2 separate regions of the Homo sapiens genome follow, and region 1 is linked to region 2. The links are chromatin contacts, found by Hi-C or POLR2A ChIA-PET in ENCODE. All regions are on one chromosome and are shown on one strand. Each heading gives the region's core, a stretch centred on a gene start or an enhancer-like site at or near the end of the contact. The rest is flanking DNA. Distances are from core to core; before and after follow the strand shown. Region 1 overlaps ANO1 (anoctamin 1). Region 2 has its middle 120 kb from the start of FGF3.

Region 1 (4,374 bases), core at 1,875-4,374, 230 kb after region 2:
CTGTTCTTGTGTCCCTGATGCCTGCTGGGCCCTCCTGTGGTTCACAAGTGGTCGTTTGCCCTCCCTGCACCTCCGTTTCCTTCTGTAGCCAGCAAAGCCATGACACTTGCCCCCTGCCTTTTGGGGAAAGGGCAGAAGAGATCATCGACAAAGAAATGATGGCAAACAAGTAAATTCTGGATTTAAAGCAGAAACTTAGAAATATCACTGGAGGCCAGGCGCGGTGGCTCATGCCTATAATCCTAGTACTTTGGGAGGCACAGATGGGCGGATTGCCTGAGCTCAGGAGTTCAAGACCGGCCTGGGCAACACTGTGAAACCCCATCTCTACTTAAAATACAAAAAATTAGCCAGGCGTGGCAGCATGTGCCTATAGTCCCAGCTACTCGGGAGGCTGAGGCAAGAGAATTGCTTGAACCAAGGAGGCAGAGGTTGCAGTGAGCTGAGACAGGGCCACTGCACTCCAGCCTGAGCAAAAAGAGTGAAACTCTGTCTCAAAAAGAAAAAAAGACACATCACTAGAGGTGCCAGACCCAAGCCCCCAAATTCACCCTCCTGCAAACCTAACTGCATGATGTCTCATCTCTCAGGAAGATGAAGAAGCTCATCCGCTACCTGAAGCTGAAGCAGCAGAGCCCCCCTGACCACGAGGAGTGTGTGAAGAGGAAACAGCGGTACGAGGTGGATTACAACCTGGAGCCCTTCGCGGGCCTCACCCCAGAGTACATGGAAATGAGTGAGTGATGGCCGGGGCAGGCAGGTGACATCAGGATAGAAACAGGCCAGCATGCCACCTGGAGTGGGGAAGGGCTGCAGGGGCATGATGCCCCCAACCCTGCGGTGCCCAGCGTCCCTCCATAAGCATCAGGCAGGGAGAAGAGAGATGCAGACCCTGGGATCCTAGTGCTGCCACCCCCTTGGGTCGGTGAGCATGGCTGCTCTGGATGGAGTCCTGTGTTCCAGAGGCCCAGGTCAAGCAGCCACCGTCCCTAGGCACGGTCCCCAAGCATGGTCCCCAGCCACAGTCCCCAGGTATGGTCCCCAGCCACAGTCCCCAGGCACGGTCCCCAGGCACGGTCTCCATCAGCGCAGCCCGACACAGCCTGGGTTGTGCAGCTCTTCCTCCTCCCTTAGTCTCCTCACCAGCCGAGGGCCCGGCCCTGCTAAGCTGCAAGATCGTCCTTACTTGAAACCCCCCACAATCCAAGGTCCCTCCTCTCAGCTCCAAGGCCCTTCAAGCATCCTACTTTGGTTCCATGACTCATCTCCCCTTCCTGGTGGTGAGCTCCTGAGTTGCAGGAGCCACGACTTGCTCACCTGTGGGCTGGCGACAGCTGCCCCCAGCACAGAGCAGGCGTCTCAAAGGAGACCCAGGGATCGAGCCTTACCCCCCTCAATCACGTGGCTGGCCAGGAGGATGCCGAGAGGTGGCACATACCTTTTGGGGGTGGCCAAAGAGAACTGGGAAGAGGCCAGGTGTGGTCCGCACAGCTCTGGACTCTCCCTGACCTGGTCACTTACCTCTCCCTCCTGCCTCCTGCACTCTGCACATGCTGGCCTCCTTGCTGCTCCCCAGCCCCGTGGAGCTCAGGCCGCCCCAGGGCCTTTGCACGAGATGTGCCCTGCTGGAATGCCCTCTCCCAAATACCTGCATGGCTCACTCTCTCCCTGCCTCCCAGGCTCTACTCAGAATGTCCCCCAACAGAGGGGTCTTCCCTGATCACTGTGTTTGAAAGGGGCAGCCCCTCCCCGACACGGCCACGACCCCCACCCCTCCTCTGCTTGGTGTTTCTGCTCCCCAGCAGACAGCCTCACCCCGTCATCCCTCTTCTGTCTCCCCCCGGTAGGACGGCAGCCTCACCCTCTCTTGTTCCTCATCCCATAGCCCTACCCCTAGAGCAGGTCCAGGTATACAGTGGGTGCTCAATGTGTGTTTGCTGACTGAATGGATGAACAAAGGCAGTCAGGAAGACTCCTGCAGAGGGGGGGTCCCAGCATGCAGTGCCCTGGCCACCAAGGTCAACTTCTCTAAAATGCCCGTTCCCAGGCTTGTTCCTGGTCTGCTGGAGGTGAGACCTGGCAGGCTGCATTTTTAAAAAGGGCCTGGGGGTAAGGGCACCTTAGAGGGTGGGGAGCGTTTCTGTTTAATTTCACCACAAGTGCTGCCGTCTGCCCCTCCTGTTAGCCGAATTGTCCACATATGTCGCTCCTGGCTCCCCAGACAATCGTGCAAGGAGCACCTTGCCATTGACTCAGGAGGAGAGGAATCTTCAGTGTGGCGTTCTGTGGCTCCTCTCTGTTTTCTCCTGGAATAAAGTCCAAGCTGAACCAGGGTCAGGCCGGTAGGCAGAAAATGGCTCCCAGCTGTTTAAACTCAGCATTGGCCATGTGGCCAGGAGGGACGGGGTCTGGGAGGTGGCTTCCCCTGCCTGCAGGGTCGCTCCTTCCACAGGAAACCCTAGGGAGAATAGAGCCCAAGACACGAGCACAGCCTGCAGTGGGCCGCGAGAGTGGCAGCCCCTTCCCTGGATTTATTTTCCTAGTGGCTGGACATCACGTCCCGAGTTCCTGACGGGTTTGGACAAAGGGGACTTCTGGAGCAGGCGCCTCCTGCCCACATACACGGGGAGTGGCTCACCCGTTCCCCACACTGCCCCCACTGACCAAGGCACATTTCCACACCCACTGACTTTCTCCCCACCCCATGGGCTGCCAGTCTGCTCCTCCCAGGAAGTCTCAAGCCACAGATGTGGATAGATGGGGAGAACAAGCTCATCTGGAAATGCCCCACCTCCCCGCCCCCCTGCACCCTCCCTCCCAGGCCCCAGCCCTGGCAGCGCCTCCAGCTCCCTGGTCATACCCTTAGTGCCAGAGTAGGCAGCGCCTCTCGGAAGTGAGGAAGCCCACCCTGCTGAGTGACCCACAGCCTCAGGCCTCAGCAGCCCCTGGCCCTCATGCACAGCACACACCGCCCCACATAAGCAATGCCTCATCCCCTCCAGGGGCCTCAGGCAGGACCAGAGGCCTCCCACTCAGCCCACCTTGCCAGGGCTAGCAAGACAGCCCAGGGAGAGAACTTGCAGGCCATTCCCCGCCATGGCCCATCCTACCTGCTAACAGTGCTCACACTCAGGGCACCCCGCACGGCCCACCCCACATGCTAACAATGCCCACACTCAGCCCGCCAGGCACACGGTGACATTCTGCTGGCTTCCTTGTTTACCGCCTGGCACCAAACGCCCTTGGACTGGGTCCTGCTGTGCAGTTCCCGAACCAGCTTTCCTGCTCAGTTCCACTCAGAAACCTTTTCCTGACCTTCTCCTAGAGCCTAGCCCCATGCTGGATGCAGCATCCAAAGCCAGAGAAGCCCCAGAGGCAGCTCCCGGGTGGGATGATCCCCAGGGGGAGGGCCGCAGGGGCAGAGGCGAGGGACTGTCCTGGGCAGTGGGTCCCCACCCGGATCCAGGAGTCCTGATGCAAGGGGAAGTTTGGGCTCTGGAAGATTCAGCCATGCAGGCAGGTCCCCCAGGTCCCAGGGAGCCCCCATGATGGAAGCAGCAGGGCCACTGCCACGTCCCTTCCCAGCATGGGCAGGGGGATGACCACAGGCTGGGCCTTTGAGCTCACGATGGTCCTTTTCCTTTTGGCGATGATTTTTTAAAATTTGACATGGGCTGGCGAGGTGGCTCATGCCTGGAATCCCAGCACTTTGGGTGGATGACTTGAGCTCAGGAGTTTGAGACCAGCCCAGGCAACATAGCAAAATCCCAGCTCTACAAAAAATACAAAAATTAAGCAGTCATAGTGGTGCATGCCTGTGGTCCCAGCTACCCGGGAGGCTGAAGTGGGAGGATTCATTGAGCCTGGGAGGTCAAGGCTGCAGTGAGCCATGGTTGTGCCACTGTACTCCAGCGTGGTGACAGATCGAGACTATCTCACAAAAGATTAGCCATAGATAAGGGAGCATTCCCGTTACTCAAGAGTCAAACACTGAGATTCAGAGCAAAATTTGGAATTCTGCCTTCAGCCCACTCCTGGCCTGGAGGTCACCCAGGGTCATGGAGGGTCCATCCCAAGAGCTCATCTAATGCATCTGCAGGTGGGGTCCATGCAGGTGGGCTCGTTGGAGGTGGGGCGGCAGCCAGACCTGTGCGGCTCGGCACACGGGGTGGTGGAGTCCCCCCTTATGGGCTGTGGCTCACGGGGTGCTGACTAGCACTGGGCTCTCTCTGCAGTCATCCAGTTTGGCTTCGTCACCCTGTTTGTCGCCTCCTTCCCCCTGGCCCCACTGTTTGCGCTGCTGAACAACATCATCGAGATCCGCCTGGACGCCAAAAAGTTTGTCACTGAGCTCCGAAGGCCGGTAGCTGTCAG
Region 2 (4,743 bases), core at 655-3,154:
GAAACATTTGTAGTTACCCCATGTATATCTGTATCCCTAGGCAGCAAAGTTAATTGCAAACTTTTGAATTGTATATACATGGAAATATACCATGTGCTTTCTTCTTATTTTATTTCTTTTGAGACAAAGTCTTGCCCTGTTGCCCAGGCTGGAGTGCAGTGGCACCCTCAGCACACTGGAGTCTCCGCCTCCCAGGTTCAAGCGATTCTCCTGCCTCAGCCTCCTGAGTAGCTGGGACTACAGGTGCATGTCACCACACCTGGCTAATTTTTGTATTTTTAGTAGAGATGGGGTTTCACCATGTTGGCCAGGCTGGTCTCGAACTCCTGACTTCAGGTGATCCACCGGCCTTGGCCTCCCAAAGTGCTGGGATTACAGGCATGAACCACCATGCCCGGCCTACCAAGTGTTTTTTTCTGTTGTTTAGTTTTTTGTTTTGCTTTGTTTAACCTAACCCCCTGTTACCGACATTCATTCCAGTTGTGGCTGCACCAGTAATTCACTCATCGTCCTGGCTGCATAGTACCCCCAACGGCATGACCACGGCTGTGTATCCAGCCTTCTCCCACTTGGTTAATCCCAAGATTTTGCTGTTACAAGCAGAGAACAGCCTTGCCATGACAGCGTGCTCCGGGGACTCACTGGGTCGCAGCCCACGTGGCTACTTACAGCCCAGTGGTACCTATTTGTCTTCCAAAGTGTGATTCCAATGGACCCAGATCCCTCCACCCCGCTCTGCAGGTAGGATCTCCAGGTGCTTCCCAGCACTATTGTCAGGCATTGATAAAGGCAGACTCGTGACCTTTCAGCCGTCTTTTTGGTCCGTCTTTTTGGTACAAAATGGAATGCCTTTGTCGTGTGAATTCGCCTCCCCTAATTACTAATGAGCATTTCACCTGCTGACCGGCCACCCAGGCGTACCCTTCTCAGAGATCCCTGGTCACCTTCTTCTGTTCCCCTTTTCTATTAAATTGCTTTTCTTTTTTTTTTTTTTTTCTGAGACAGAGTCTCGCTCTGTCGCCCAGCCTGGAGTGCAGTGGCATGATCTCGGCTCACTGCAACCTCTGCCTCCCAGGTTGAAATGATTCTCCTGCCTCAGCCTCCCAAGCAGCTGGGATTACAGGCAAGCGCCATCACACCTGGCTAATTTTTGTATTTTTAGTAGAGACGGGGTTTCACCATGTTGGTCAGGCTGGTCTCAAACTCCTGACCTCGTGATCCGCCCGCTTCGGCCTCCCAAAGTGCTGGGATTACAGGCGTGAGCCACCGCGCCCGGCCTTAAATTGCTCTTTTATATCTTTTGAATTTCAAGCATGGGCACTACCTATTCAAAAACAAATGTAAAACACTGAATATATTATGGAGCTAATTGGACGTTAGAGTCCCCCATGGGGTGGGGTGGGTGATGTCATCATGCTGTGGCGTTCCCTAGGGACCTGGTCTCCACCCGGCCTCTGTCCTATCTCTGCTTTATTTTAACTTTCAAGGATGGATGTGACTTTCAGATGACTGATGGTTTCAGATTTTTTTGCTCCTTTTTTTTTTTTTTTGACATTATCCCCGGATCTTTTCAAAATAGTAATGACAGTAAAACAACAGAAAAGAACCATGTCAGAATTCTGATCACCATCATTATTAAACACACACATTCCTTTTCCTTCAACCAATACGGAGCACCTCCTATGTGCCAGGCCCCGATTTAAAGACTGCACATAAGGATATTCCTGAGCTTTTGCTTCTTTTTCTGAGCTACCTTAAGCATCCCTCAACACACACATTTCCCAGGGAGGCAGTGGCAGCTCAGAGCTCAAAGCCGTAGAGGTTCTCAGGGCCTAGAGCCCGCGGAGGCGGAACCTCAAAGCCGTGTTCATGGACTCAGGGAATTTTCAGGCTCTGCAGAGACAGTCAGACTCCCCGGCCCAAGCACCCAGGGTGTGCTGAAAGTTTAGATGTCACGTCCCTAAAACGTCAGCCTGTCTGTTTCCAGCCCACGCCGCCCCAGGCTGGACTTTGGGAAGTTCTGAACAGCCCCAGCTTCGCTGCATTCCCCAACTCCCTGCAACCCAGCGTAAACAACTCTGCACTCAGCCGCTTGGAGAGGTTGCTAGGATATTATCGCTTTGGGAAATGCAGGAACCAAGTTTGGAGAGGCTGCACAGCAGAGGGAGGGGACACAGCTGCAAAGCGCCCATCCTCCAGCCAGGCCCTCTGGGGGTTCGCCGGACCCTTGGGTGCCCAGGGTCCGAGGCAGCGCGTGGCTCCCCACCTCCCCTGGCACCACCCACACCCCCTGGCCTGTGTGCTGTGAGAAGGGGTCACTCAGTTCTGGGAGAGCCCGTGGATAGCCGAGGCCTGGGCGCTGGGCAGACTCCCAGGCTCGTTAGCGTGGCCATCCCTGGCGTATTTCCGGCCACAGTGCGAGAATGGGGAATGTTCTCTTTCATGGGCAGTGACCCCAGGATTTGCCATTTCTTATGTTTAAAGCTTGCGTTGATGGTCTGGCTGCCACCAACATTCTTCCCCCAGAGATAATGAAGTACAAAAGCCGGATGAATGTGAGCTGGGGACCCAGAGCACCCAAGGAAGGACAAGGGAACTCAGAAGAGCGGTCACTGCCCATCCCCTCCCTGGCTGTGCCTGGTCTGAGGGGCTCCAGGGCAAATCTTTCCCATTCTCCGCAGGTGCTTCCTCGGAGCCTGCACACGCACCTGGCCCTTCTCCCTGGGTTGTCTTCCATCCACCCCAAAGCCTGTGTCCACTGGGCAGGTGGAACTTCTGCTTAGGAACCTGCCCAAAGTGGGAGGAAGCTGCCCCCTGTCGCCCCCATGACAGCAGGGACCACACTAGGCTGCAGCTGCCCCTGGTCTTGACTCTGTCCCCCTGACATGAGCTCTTCCTGCACGCTTCAATTTATATTCTCCTTAGTATTCCTAAAGCTCAGCCACTGCCCACCACAAATTTTTTGTTTATGGATGTCCAGAATCTATTCAATCATTTCTCCTGTTTGTGAATGTTGAGGTTGTTTTTTGTCACTACATAAAATGCTTCAATATGTATTTCTCCAAAGTGGGATTTGAGATTTTAAAACGTGCTTATTTTTATTAGGCGTGGCCAAATTAGATTCCAAGGATTATGTAGCCCAAGCAATATCGAGCAGTATCTGTTTCCCTTATACTCCCACCAGTCCTAGGTGATGCTGGTATTTTTTGTTTTTTTAGTTTTTATTTCCTGGTTGTGTGATCGGTAAAAACAATACATCTTCGTATCGTTTTGTTTTGTTTTTAATTTTTTTATTTCCATAGGTTATTGGGGAACAGGTGGTGTTTGCTTACATGAGTAAGTTCCTTAGCGATGATTTGTGAGTTTTTGGTGCACCCATCACCCAAGCAGTATACACTGCACCCAACTTGTAGTCTTTTATCCCTCACCCCCTTCCTACCCTTTCCCCCGAGTCCCCAAAGTCCATTGTATCATTCTTATGCCTTTGCATCCTCATAGCTTAGCTCCCACTCATGAGTGAGAACACACGATGTTTAGTTTTCCATTCCTGAGTTACTTCACTTAGAATAATAGTCTCCAGTCTCATCCAGGTTGCTATAAATGCCATTGCTTCATTCCTTTTCATGGCTCAGTAGTATTCCATCGTATATATATCCCACAGTTTCTTTATCCGCTCATTGATTGACGGGCATTTGGGCTGCTTGCACATTTTTGCAATTGTGAATTGTGCTGCTGTAAACATGCGTGTGCAGGTATCTTTCTCATATAATGACTTCTTTTCCTCTGGGTAGATACCCAGCAGTGGGATTGCTGGGTCAAATGGTCTTTCTACTTCTAGTTCTTTAAGGAATCTCCACACTGTTTTCCACAGCAAATTTTTACAAAAGATGGAAAAATAGTGGACTCCTGCTCTCAGCCCCAGAGGGGCCAATGTGAGTGCAGGGGAATCACAGGAATCCCAAGACCAAGCCGCCCGAGACTGGGCTGGGCTCCCTGGGGGTGGGGCTTCTCACCCTTAGCACTACTAACACTTGGGGCTGGAACCATCTTAGTTGTAGGGGGCTGTCCCGGCCTCTCCCCACTACATGCCAATGGTACCACCCAAGTTGTGACAACCAAAAGTATCTCCAGACATAGCCAAAGTCCCCAGGGGGCAACTTCTTCCTGATGAAGAACCCCTGACCTGAGCAGCCCACCCAATCCCTGGGAAGCTCCGCAGACCCCAGATAGCAGGAAGGAGGGAGGGAGAGAGCAAGGGTCCTGTCCGGATGTCAAGCTCTGCCTACCGAGGCCCTGGCTGGGCTGCTACCTCCCCACCCACTCAACACAGGAGCCGGAGGCTCCTTCTCAGGCCAAGTGGTTAGGGTTGAGTGGGAACGGCAGGGCTGAGTGCACAGTGCCTGTCTGGAGCCGGGCAGAAAAGCAAAAGGCCTTTACGGCAAAGGGGTGCATAGGAGTCGGCCGAAGGAGGGCTGACTCATTGGGGGAAGCCATGGCAGGGCCCCATGGCCCAGGACCACTGCCTGGGCAGCATCGTCAGCTCAGGGTACCCCCGTCCACAGGCGGTGACCTTGGAAAAATCAGCAGAGCAAAGGCCAGGGACAGCCAGTGAGGGGGAGCCATGGCAGAGCTCAGACACAGGTGGTGACCCTGGAAAAATAAGCAGAGCAAAAGCCAGGGAAAACCGGCGAAGGGGGGCCATGGCAGAGCTCAGGCCGCATTCATGCTGGAGGTCAGGACCAG

The links. A loop is a pair of places that touch in the nucleus more often than their neighbours do. ChIA-PET counts read pairs that join two places held with the same protein, here RNA polymerase II (POLR2A).
Region 1: a map of endodermal cell shows a loop between it and region 2 (2.8-fold over the local background). The contact joins two enhancer-like sites. A Hi-C loop is called at or near these places in 1 of 168 maps with a recorded cell type or tissue (endodermal cell). POLR2A ChIA-PET finds 5 or more read pairs at or near these places in 3 of 52 experiments (H1, PC-9 and activated T-cell).

What each region holds. Positions count from the first base shown.
Region 1 is chr11:70,166,652-70,171,025 of GRCh38, forward strand. It overlaps ANO1 (anoctamin 1), which reads left to right. Exons shown (of 26, transcript NM_018043.7): 21 at 591-736; 22 at 4,236-4,374. Among named protein-coding and RNA genes, the nearest start is that of FADD, 34 kb to the right of the region's middle. RefSeq lists an enhancer at 3,882-4,374. Within about 2 kb of position 3,125, at least 2 of the 41 ENCODE cell types and tissues checked have a DNase peak (open chromatin) inside an H3K27ac peak, as active enhancers do.
Region 2 is chr11:69,937,732-69,942,474 of GRCh38, forward strand. No RefSeq gene overlaps it. Among named protein-coding and RNA genes, the nearest start is that of FGF3, 120 kb to the left of the region's middle. Within about 2 kb of position 1,905, at least 19 of the 41 ENCODE cell types and tissues checked have a DNase peak (open chromatin) inside an H3K27ac peak, as active enhancers do.